Linked DNA regions of Homo sapiens: region 1 is linked to region 2. The links are chromatin contacts, found by Hi-C in ENCODE. All regions are on one chromosome and are shown on one strand. Each heading gives the region's core, a stretch centred on a gene start or an enhancer-like site at or near the end of the contact. The rest is flanking DNA. Distances are from core to core; before and after follow the strand shown.

Region 1 (5,635 bases), core at 562-3,061, 39 kb before region 2:
AGAACAAAACGCTGAGTCTCCCATGGATCAGAAAGAAGGGGAAAAAGGGGGCTTATCCATTCTCACCCATACACACCACACACACACACACATACACACCACGCACACACACACGAAAATATAATGCCTGTTTTCAAGCACCAGTTATGTACTAAGCACTTTGTATATACTGTATGCAAATTTCTCTTCATCCTTATAAACTAGCTGTTAGTTATTATCTCCTTTGTGCTCATTTGATCACTGAGCTTCAAGGGCCATACAAGCAGGCTCAGCTGACCTGACAGGACCTTGGGCAGAGAGGGCTGTCAAGAAGGTCCCCAATTCAGCCTTCTGCTGCCTTCTACATCTTGCAGCACATTTGCCCCTTTGAGATAACTGAAATTTTTTGAGCCTTCTGCTACTTGAGAAGATATGCTCCCTGGAGTTTCTATCCTTTGCAAAATCCTGGGCAACCTTGTCCGTTCTTCTGTCTCCCAAATCTGGACCTAGAATCCCTAACATCTCACCTAAGCTCGTGATGGGCATATCCAGGGACTTCTAAATTCATCTTCTGGCTATTCATGAAGAGTTAGCATCCTCTTTGCCCCACTCCACCCGCAACACACATATACATTCTTTATCTGCTATTATTCCCTGACATTTAAGACAGAAACCAGGAGTCACCCTCAGTTCATCTCTCCCCTCTAGTCTCCCATCTAACTGATCAGTGTGTCTTGCAGGACTGACGAGGGCAAAGCTGGGCCTCAGTGCTCCCGATACTCAGGCCCCAGTGGCCTCTTTTTGGAACAATTGTTTTGGACTCTTTCACTGACTCCTCTGCCTTAGGTCTCACTGGCTTTGATCCCGCTTTTCTATGGTGGCCAGAGGGACCTTTCTAAGATGCAGAACTAACCAGACCACTCTCTAAACAGAAAATTAAGAAACCCTGCAGAGAGCAAGTCCAGGCCCAGTCCTGCAGCATTGAGGCCTGCCTCCTCTCCGTCGCACTTTTATCTTGCAGTCTGATCTCCAAGCCCCACTCCCTTTGGAATATGCTAGGGGCTCAAGTGGTGTGAATGTCCCCAACCTCCAGGCTGCTGGTCTAGTTGTATGAGATACTCTCATTGCGTACAGTGCCCATATCCTTACAGTTAAAGCCTGTTTAAGACAACCCTGCCTTTCCTGCCATAACCTCACACTGACTAGAGACACACGCAAATGGGCAGGCATGCGTGCCCCCCACCCTGCCAAACACAAGGCAAGCCAGGCGTGCTTCTCTTTAACCATTATAAAGATGAATTTGTCTGCCCTCTCTTTCTTTGAAGAAGTCATCTCCTTGAGGACAGGCATTGTGTCTCTCTTCCAGTTGTCTCCAGCCCCTTGCCCAGGCACCTCCAGGATCATATTTGTTGCGTGGTTGATTTGTCCACTGCCAGATGTTCAGGAGCATGTGTTTCTTTGTGGAAGCTCTGCACTGCCACAGCCTACTGTGGTGCAGAGTCAGTGACTAATAAATGCTGGAATGAGGAGAAGTCATCCCGGCCTCCTCACTTCTCCTTCTTCACAGAAGGACTTCGCTGGCTATTCAAGTCCTGCCCTTCCTCCAGCAGAAACGTTCCTCTCTAATCGCTCTGTTGCAGATAGGTTTTTCTCAGCAGCTGGATGGTTCTGGCTATCTTGAGTCAATTTTCATTCTTGCAACACAGAGGATTTTTGAAAACACTTTCAGAACTTGGGAGCAGCGAGAAGCAGACAGTGCATGATTGCATTGGGACTCAAGAGCAAACCTCAGCTTCCTGGCTGTGGCCATGTGCCAGGCACTGGCGCTAGTGAAGACAGAAAAGTCTTTTGAAGTGCTGCAGATTTAAACCAGGGAATCAGTTAACATCTCCCCAAGCAGCCAGTAGTGGGAACAAGAAGTGTATTTGATAATGGAGAGATGCTGGGAGAATGGCTGAGTCTGTGCTTCCCTTGTGATAAAGGATGCTACAGAGCAGAAATTAAAACGAGAGGACTAGGGGGTGGCAAAGCTGCTCTCATTACAAGAGCGGCAGGCATGGGGTTATTGTGTAGGAAGAAATCGGGCATGAGATTGGAGGGCCTTATGAAGGCTTGCACGGGTATTTCCTTGTTGGTACTTGTGATGGAAATCCAGTTGCTAGCAGAGTTGTAATAGAAAGTGCCTCTCCTGGATTCCTTGATTCCTCGTGATGAATTTTTAGGTAACCGTGAGGAAGAGAGCAGGCAGCACCAGCCCTGAGGGATGGGCACCCCTTTGCTTATGTTCTTCAATTTCATCATACTTTCCTTTCACAGTATCAGTACTGTTCGTGTGCGTGCGTCCATACAGGCAGCAGTGGAAAACGGAAAGCGTATGGACTTCAAGTTTGAATTCACACCAGAGTTGAAATACAGTTCTTTCTCATATGTGCAACACTAAACAAATTGTTTCACTTCTTTGAAGCTAAATGTCCTACTATGTTAAATAGAAAAACTATTACTGAACTCATAGGGTTATGATAAAGATAAAACAATATATTATGAATGCTCTCAGCTCTGGCCAAACTTGTCAACTGTAAATCTGAAGTTTTCATCATATGTTATTTGTATTTAGAATGCTTGGAGTTCTTAAACATCTTTCTAGCCTCTTTTCATCTGAATACAGGTACATTAAAAAAAAATACTGCCAGGGCCAGGCGCGATGGCTGACTCCTGTAATCCCGGCACTTTGGGAGGCCGAGGTGGGTGGATCACCTGAGGTCAGGAGTTCGAGACCAGCCTGGCCAACATGGGGAAACCCCGTCTGTACTAAAAATACAAAAATTAGCCACACGTGGTAGTTGGCGCCTGTAGTCTCAGCTACTCGGGAAGCTGAGGCAGGAGAATCGCTTGAACCTGGGAGACGGAGGTTGCATTGAGCCGAGATCGCGCCACTACACTCCAGCCTGGGTGACAAGAGCAAAACTCCATCTCAAAAAAAAAAAAAAAAAACGAGCAAAAAAACCCCAACAAACTGCCAGGTGTCCATGATTTACAACCAGAGATTACCACGAAGCCTTTTTATAACAGCCCAAGCAAATCAAATCCAATGTGATCATATTAAAATAAAATAATACATTTGTAGTATGGCCCAATAAGCTATCAGAGTGATGGAAACACTCCACAGATCTATTAGCTGTTGATTATTAGAATTATTAGTAAGTGGTTTAATGCATTAATGTAAAATTAAAACCATTTTCTTTATTTTTGGAGGGAAAATTTGACCAAAAAACCTATGAGGAAGTGTTCCATTACCATTTTGTACCAGCCTAACTGAAATGTCACTGCCTATGTCCACTGATTAAACAAATGCTGAAATGGAAGTAAGCAGTTTTCTTCTAATGATGTAGAAATTCCCCCCACGAATCCAGGTGTCACTGCCTAAAGATCAAGTGACTAATTGCAGTGGATACTAGTGGGCCAGGACCATAGCCTAGAAACGTCATGCTGCCAGGGCTCACATGACCTTAAGGGAAAGACCCAAGACTGTCACCAATAAGACTCACATGTTTGCAGATCTTAATGGAAAAACCATGTTCTAAACTAATTAATTCCCTGTTTGTATAATACAGTCACACTTAGCGTACTGTGTGCTCTTTGTAATCTAATTTCTGTTGAATTGCTTTTTACAATCTGCTCAAAATGTGTTTATAACAGAGAATCATTATAAGAATAACTTCTTTTCCCTTTCAGCTTTCCTCTGTTTCTCTCTCTCCTTCCTTCCCCCTTCCTTCCCTCCCTCCTCCCTTTCCTTCCCTTTTTTTCCTTTCCCTTCCCTTCGCTTCCTTCTTCCTTCTTTCCATATCTCCTCCCTACTCCTTCCTTCCTTCCTTCCTTCCATTTTTCTTTCTTTCTCAACTTTAAAATGTGCTTCCCTTTGTTAAATAGATCAAATGAGTTCAGGAATCCAAATTTCTTCCTTGTTCTTTTTATTTTCTCCTTAGTCGTCTTCTTTTGCTTATTGCTTTATGGAGAAAGGTAACTTCTTTTCTTTCAAGAGATTACTAAGTGGTCAATACATATCCATGAGTTCCTGTCTTCTGAGCTGCTCTTAAATTACCTTAAAACACTTCAAATATTTCCTGAAGGTTTTCTATACTAAGCACCTGGGATAGAGAGCTATAACCTGTGAGGTTTACTACCCTCAAGGAAATCAAATACACTCTATTAAAAATGAGAAAGAAGTGTACATTTCAGCACACATTCATTTATTCATTTTTTTCACCTTTTCTTTAATTTTTAAATAACTTTAAAAATAGTTCGAGGCATATAAATTGTAAAAATAGCACAGAGACTTCCCTTGTACCAGCCTTCTCCAATGCACAAAATGTTATGCATATCTGTAATGCATTTTCAAAACCGGGAAACTGACATTGGTACAATGCTGTTTACTCAAATAGAGACTCTATTTGCTTGACTATTTTTAAGTGTTTTGAGACTCAAGAATAGTGTGTTCCAAGGAGAAGATTCTCAACCGAGGATGATTTTGTCCCCCAAGAGACATTTGACAATATTGAGAGACATTGTTGGTTGTCATAATTGTCAGGGTGGGATTACAATACTGGTATCTAGTGAACAGAGGCCACAGATATTGCTAAACACCTTAGAATACTTTGGTAGCCCTTACAGAAAAGAATCATCTAGCTCAAAATGTCAATAGTGCCAAGGTTGGGAAAACCTGCTTTAGAGAACCATAAGCCTCGTGGCAAATCACTTCTCACTTGATCGTATCAGCACCATTTAAACCAGGGAATTCAAACTCAAATATCTACAGCGGCCAGCCAGGCAGTGGTCAAGAGTGCAGCAGACTAGGTAGAGTGTGTAGAACCAGAAAGCACATTCCCTGCCCAAAGGGAGAAGCTACTGCTCACTCAAGTGGGGCTTGCCATGATGAAGCATAGGCCAACTTTGCTGGGTCATCAGATTTTCCCTAGAAGCCAGACTTGGAAATGTAGGCAAAGCCAGAGGGCTGACCTGTTCGGGAGGACATTGCGGGCAATTGTTGCCCTAGAGCACAAACTTGGATCCATTGGTAAAGGCTCCTAGCTTTCTAGTTCTCTACCGTGTACCTGGGTCTGCTGCACTCTTGACCACTGCCTGGCTGGCAATGTGGATATTTTAGTTTGAATTCCCTGGTTTAAATGATGCTGATATGATCAAGTGAGAAATGATTTGCCATGAGACCTATAGTTCTCTAAACCAAGTTTTCCCAACCTTGGCACTATTGACATTTTGAGCTAGATAATTCTTTTCTGTAAGGGCTACCAAAGTATTCTAGAGTGTTTAGCAATATTCCAGGCATCTACTCGCTGAATACCAGTATTATAACCCCACCCCCACAATTGTAACAACCAACAACGTCTCTGTCAAGTGAGAAGTCTCTGTGCTAATTTTACAATTTATATGCTTCTAACTATTTTTAAAGTTATCTAAAAACTAAAGAAATGGTGAGCAAGTATTGTTGACTGGGTGCTTATTCAAAGTAGCCCATTTCTCAGCCTCAGTTTCTCTAAGAGAAAAATGGGAATAGTATATACCTCATAGGATCGTTTTGTGGACGACATAAAATAAACAGTGCGAAGAGCTTAGTGCTCCACTTTGGGCAAGGGAGGTATTG
Region 2 (5,925 bases), core at 452-2,951:
ACACGTGTAGTCCTAGCTACTTTGGAAACTGAGGTGGGAGGATCACTTGTAACTGGGAGGTCAAGGCTGCAGTGAGGAGTGACCACACTACTGCACCCCAGCATATGCAATAGAGTGAGATCTTGTCTCAAAACAAAAAGAAAGAAAGAAAATAAAAAAAGAAGAAAAAGGTAATGACTTTGGCTTTTGGTAGCCACTGGAAAGAGAAAATACAAGTGGAGATCTTCCCAAGGCTTGAGGTAATGATCATATTTTACCTAATGAGGATGGTTTTCTGGGCCATAAACTGATGTTCTGTCCAAGTGTCACACGTAATATCATTTAGCTCTTCAGAAGGGTTTCACTCTTCAAGGAAAATGAGGGTGACAAACAGAGGTGTCAGATCTTGTGAAAAGACTAGAAATGCTGTGTCTATAGCTCATGAGGAGTATCAAAATGATGTGGTGAGTGTGTCCAGCTCTCTATCTGCAGGTGACTTGTGGAATGATACAATCAGACAGGGTGCAGAGAGGGGGAGGGGAAAGCAATCATCCTCTGAAAGAGATCATCAAACGCTCTTCCGGAGAATTGGCTGCTTTGCAGGTGGAGTTGCCCTGTGCTTACTTTGTCAGAGATGCTGTGCATTTTCAAACAACCTGGGTTTCTTTTGGGGAGTGTGTGATTACACTGAGGTATGTTTCTTTTCTTTTTTTCTTTTTTTTTTTGAGACAGGGTCTCACTCTGTCACCCAGACTTGTGTGCAGTGCCACAGTCACGACTCACTGCAACCTCTGCCTCCCAGGCTCAAATGATCCTCCCACCTCAGCCTCCCGAGTAACTGGGACTACAGGTATGTGCCACCACACCTGGCTAAATTTTTTTGTATTTGTTTGTAGAGATGGGGTTTTGCCATGTTGCCCAGGCTGGTCTTGAACTCCTGAGCTCAAGCTATCTGCCCACCTCGGCCTCCCGAAGTGCTGGTATTACAGGCATGAGCCACCGTGCTGCAGACGTGTTTCTGAGAACATTTTGCTTACGGCCAGTGAAGGATGCTAAGTCTAGGGTTCTAATTAAACCCATCGCTGAATTACACTATGCCTCCTTTCTAATCTCATGTTGGCCAGTTCCTTTTTCTCACTGGACCCATCCACACTGGATTGCCTGAGAAGGATATGGGTTATTCAATAAAGTGTTAGGAGTTATTCTATGGTGAATCCTATGTGCTGCATTGATCGTTAGTAGTGAATACTGCTCTTTCACTTATCAATGACTATGTTCTTAAGCCTATAGATGTTTCTTCTTGTCTACTATTTATAAGGTGCTGTGGTTGGCATAGGATGAACTATACCACAGTACTATCCCTTTGCTGGGAATTTATAGTCTATGAATAAAGGATAAGATAACATCATAAATGTAATGTGGGGTAGACTAAATGATTCAAGTCAGCTGGGTGGAAAGTGCTGAGAATGTTGAGAGAAAGGAGACATTCCAGCATGCGCCTTCCAGACCTAACCCATTATAATAAGCATTGCTAGTCCAGAAATCTCTGAGAACCATGGCCGAGGGTCTAGATGTAATGTGCTGCCACAATTCTAGGCATGCGGAAGTGATCAGGGGATAAAATAGACAGAGTTTCCTCTCCCGCTTCTTAAATTCCTGTGGGAAGTGAGGAGGGTGGTGATAGGCAATGACTAATGGTCATAAAAAATTATTTCTGAACTTGGTAAGTCTTAGGGCAGTGGAAGAGAGAAAAGCTTTCTCCAGAAGCTACTTCACATAGCCTGGAATCATTTGTCTGGCCTGCCAAGCAGTGATGATTCTGCACTTACCACACTCTCTATTATGTCAGGGCTAGAAATGAAAAGTGCTAGTGAAATAAATTAATAGGTGATTAAATTATCTTATTTGGAACTAGAGCTATACAAAGGGATGATTTACTATGCACTATACCATTTATAAATTACAAATTTAACAATGGTTAATTAGAAGAGATCCTCACATATACAGGTACATATGGATATATGTAAATTCAAGGTGTTTTGGCATCTAGAGCCAGAAAAATGAGGAAACAAGGGTGTTAACAAGGCACAGGGAGGAATACCAGTGAGGGTGTTGATTCTGGCTTTGTCCAATCACAAAACTGGTTTGACAATTTTTGATGAAATCAACCGGTGGGTTTAGTCTAGCACCTGGTCAATTCAGTCAAAAATGTCAAAAACCCTGTGACCGAATTGACAGGTGTTAGACTGACTGACTGGTCAATTCCATCAAAGCAGTAGAACCATTTGTGTTTGTAGATACATTTCAGGCCCAATATAGAAAAAGAGAATTTGGGGAATTAGCACTGGGGTAATCTCTTGGAGGGACACTTTGGGAGAATGGGCAGTAAGTCACCATTCTGTAATATCATCCCATATCGATGGCAATTCTAAGTCACAGCAGCCCCCAGAACGAACCTATGACCATTATTGGAAATAATTCAAAGCTATTAATAATATAGTGTCCTGATGCCCCTTGTAGTTGACTACTGTGACTTGTTTGTACTTTATTTGAAAAGCACAGGTATTCAGGGGACCAGTTCTGACACTTCTGTTTTGCCGTACATGAATACCCATGAATGTGACATTAGGACTGTGGGTGAAATAAATCTACATTTTTATTATCATGGCATATTAGTCTCCCAGATTAGATACAAACATGTCCATTTTAAATATTTGCAACTCAGCACTTTCTCTTCTCACAATGATAGTTTCTTAGTGACAGAGAGAAGGTCATTACAATAAAAACATGAGGTATAATGGGTGCTAAAAATGCTAAATATATTCACCCCCAACTTCTGGTTAGGTGGTCCCCGTGCTTGGTATTTGGCCTATGGGGAAAATTACGGATTTTAAGAAACCATCATGATGGTCCCACAGCATTCTCCCCTGGACCCCCACGGCCGGGAGACATGTGCATCTGCATAAAGTCTACTACATTAAAGACCAAAAGGGCTGGCTTGCTTCTCCCACGGTCTTAAGTTAACACTTGTCTTTGTGTAGTCCAGTCTTTTCTGAACTTGAAATCCAATTGGCCAACAATTAAAGCCAATTAGCACGTGAGGAAAATAAACCAAAGACTCTCTCCCTGTGTTTTCCATGGCTTGATAGAAAGCTAGTTAGCTCAAGGCATTAGCATAGTTGTGTATCAGGCCAGGCATATAACGGAGACTAGTTGGCTTAAAGTATTAGAAGACTGGGGTAGCGGCTGGGGCAGCAGAACTGTGTTATTCTGAGCTAACAGCTGCCAAACATTCTTGACAGGAGATGAGGCAGATGTCCAAGGACAATCAAAGAGAGAAGAAAGTTTAAGCCAACGTTTGCCTATCTCATATTCTCTGCTTGATCCTCAGCCTCAAAGACAACGCACAGCTGCTGCACTTCAAGGTCTAGAGGCTGATCCCAACTCCCAGGCTGCCCCCACACCCCTGCTTATTCTCTGAGAGCTGGGCTCAGCTTTCCTATCAAGCCGCCCTTGCAGGTCATCTTGTTGGAGAGAGTGGGGCTTCTTGGTGACTTTTCGATATTCTGAACACTCACAATGTTTAGATCAAAATTCCACAGTGTGTGATAATCATAAGATTCGGGACTGAAAAAGCCTTTCTAGGACAACCCTAAATGGGCCAGCTTATCAGGAGACAAGATAAGTGGTGGCCAAAACAGCGTGTCCTTAGAGGTAAGAAATCATCAGTTCAAATACAAAGTGAAGAAAAGAGGAGCAATCCATGTGAAATCTAAATGCTGCGGATTTACTCTCAAAGCTGCGGACATTTTGTTTCAGCATTTCAATAATAGAAGGGATGTGGGGGATAAAAATTAAAGTACAAGTGTCCATTATGGATAAAGACACACAATATGCATCTGTACTGAAAGCGTTTGCCAAAACGTTGGCGTGTTATCTCTCCTGGGGGAGAGGCAGAGGGACTTTATTTCCCATCAGTGCTAAGAGGCATTTCATGTCCTATAGTACGGCAATATGCTTATTTACTAAAATCTTTTATTGTTATATGTTACACAGCATGTCAAAAATAGGCAACTCTTTCATGTTGTTAAACAACATCTGCAGGTAATGAAACAGTAGAATCTTCTCAAATAAAGAACCTGTGTAATTGTCAAAATCTTTACACATACCATTGTTCCACAGAGGGGGAACAACTCAAAATTTTATGTTAAATTTTTTTTCTATGTACCCTCATCTCTTGTATGAGATACACACTTACAATATTAAATTGTAATTATTTGATAAAAATATTAATCCAAATTTCACCCCGTACTCATGAGTCTGTAGGCAGATGTACCCTTTTAAATATATTAGTATCCTCAAAGCAAGGGCATAGTCTGGACTTAGTGTGTTTATTGAGCAAATGCATAAATGAATGAATGAAAAGCAGGTAGACTTAATCACATGCCAAACCTACTGAAAATACATGCAAACAATGCTCCTACAATTCAGTTGCCTATAGAAGCAGTAGAAAGCTATATTTTTAGAGGAGTACCTGAAAAGAACACAATATGAAATAGTTTCTTTTAAAAGCACTAATTTGTTAGGAGTTCTTTTATTTCAACAAAAAATATCTATTTAAAAATAACTATTGGAATTAGAGAAGGTTTTAAAAATTACATGTATTTCTACCCCGACAACTAATTACAGGGATAACTTTCACACATACTACCATTGCAGGTGCAAATATTTAATTATGTGTGCAAGCCAGGTGGTGAGGTGGTTCCTTAACTACGTGTCCAATTGTGTCTGCTCTAGTTGCCCGTTCAATTAGCTGTGGGTGCAAAAAACAGAGACCTAGCTGAGGCCCTATTAAAATGAGGCCTATATATTTCACAGCCTTTTATCTGTGAAGGGGGAAGGGGTTGTGCATTTTGCATTTATGTTAGCTGCTCCTAGCTGGGGCCTGGGGGAATCACTTTTGGGGAGCTAGTTAGCCCAGAGCAGCTGGACTTGTCCTGATAAGAATTGCACACAGTTGCATAGGAAGTGGTCAGCTCTCCTCCACCGCAAGTTTAGCTGTTAAACCAGGCACTGTCTTAAAAGCCACGTGGCTTAGCTTATTCTAAAGGTGCTTGCAAATCACGTGGAGGCTTTCCCTGGGAGATCAGAACAGAAAAGTTTGTTCAAAACATTTGAAACAGGCAGGCTCTTGTGACTGAATCATTTTAATTATTTTAGCAGCTCTTCTTCACCCTTAGAGGTGAGGTTAAAAGGCTATTTAGGGAGAAGAAACTATTATTCACAATACGGTCTGAGAATCCGCAAGGTTAAGATTTGACCAAGGATGAGACTTACGAAAAATCAACTTGGTGTTGAGTCCTGTACATTTGAGAAGGGCCTGGAGGGAATAAACTGAAAATTTAAAGTTGACAACTGAATTCTAGTTTTCCTCCACTAGCTGTGTGACTTCGGCCTTATTATTTAACTTCTCTGATTCTCAGATTTCTGCCCTGGGAAACGGAGCCACTAATATCTACATCATACATAATATCTACACCTACTAAAGTAGATGTACTTAAAGCACTTTGTTTGGTGCTAAGTCCAGGGTGTGTGCTCCACAGAGGAAACTTCTTTGCTTTTCTCCAGAGGAAAAGAATGCTGAGAAAATTTCTATTCAGCTACACAGCTACACAAAAGATCCAGGGGAGGGAACTGCTAGACATCCTGGACAGGTATCTCATTTTTACCCTTCAAAAGTTGATGACCATGTTCACATCTGCCGTGATGTATTATCGGATTTTTAGCTAGAGCAATAAATCACAGCCCTCTAAATCTTAGTGTTTACATTTTTAGAACACTTAAATACGTTTCAATAACCTAACATCATTCTATTTTTAATATTCTCCTCAATAACCTCTGGCTGCTCATTCTTAGGGGAATGCAGGTTTACAAACATGGGTTTCA

The links. Hi-C counts contacts between places; a loop is a spot of excess contacts on that map. Pooled maps may share reads with other maps.
Region 1: a loop to region 2 is called in a map with no recorded cell type, with 2.0 times the contacts of the local background. The contact joins two enhancer-like sites. A Hi-C loop is called at or near these places in 1 of 168 maps with a recorded cell type or tissue (mesothelial cell of epicardium), 3 of 37 single-sample maps with no recorded cell type and 5 of 50 pooled maps.

The regions. Positions count from the first base shown.
Region 1 is chr15:95,968,352-95,973,986 of GRCh38, reverse strand. No RefSeq gene overlaps it. Among named protein-coding and RNA genes, the nearest start is that of NR2F2-AS1, 360 kb to the left of the region's middle. Within about 2 kb of position 1,811, at least 4 of the 41 ENCODE cell types and tissues checked have a DNase peak (open chromatin) inside an H3K27ac peak, as active enhancers do.
Region 2 is chr15:95,928,592-95,934,516 of GRCh38, reverse strand. No RefSeq gene overlaps it. Among named protein-coding and RNA genes, the nearest start is that of NR2F2-AS1, 400 kb to the left of the region's middle. RefSeq lists a cis regulatory region at 3,370-3,483. Within about 2 kb of position 1,701, at least 3 of the 41 ENCODE cell types and tissues checked have a DNase peak (open chromatin) inside an H3K27ac peak, as active enhancers do.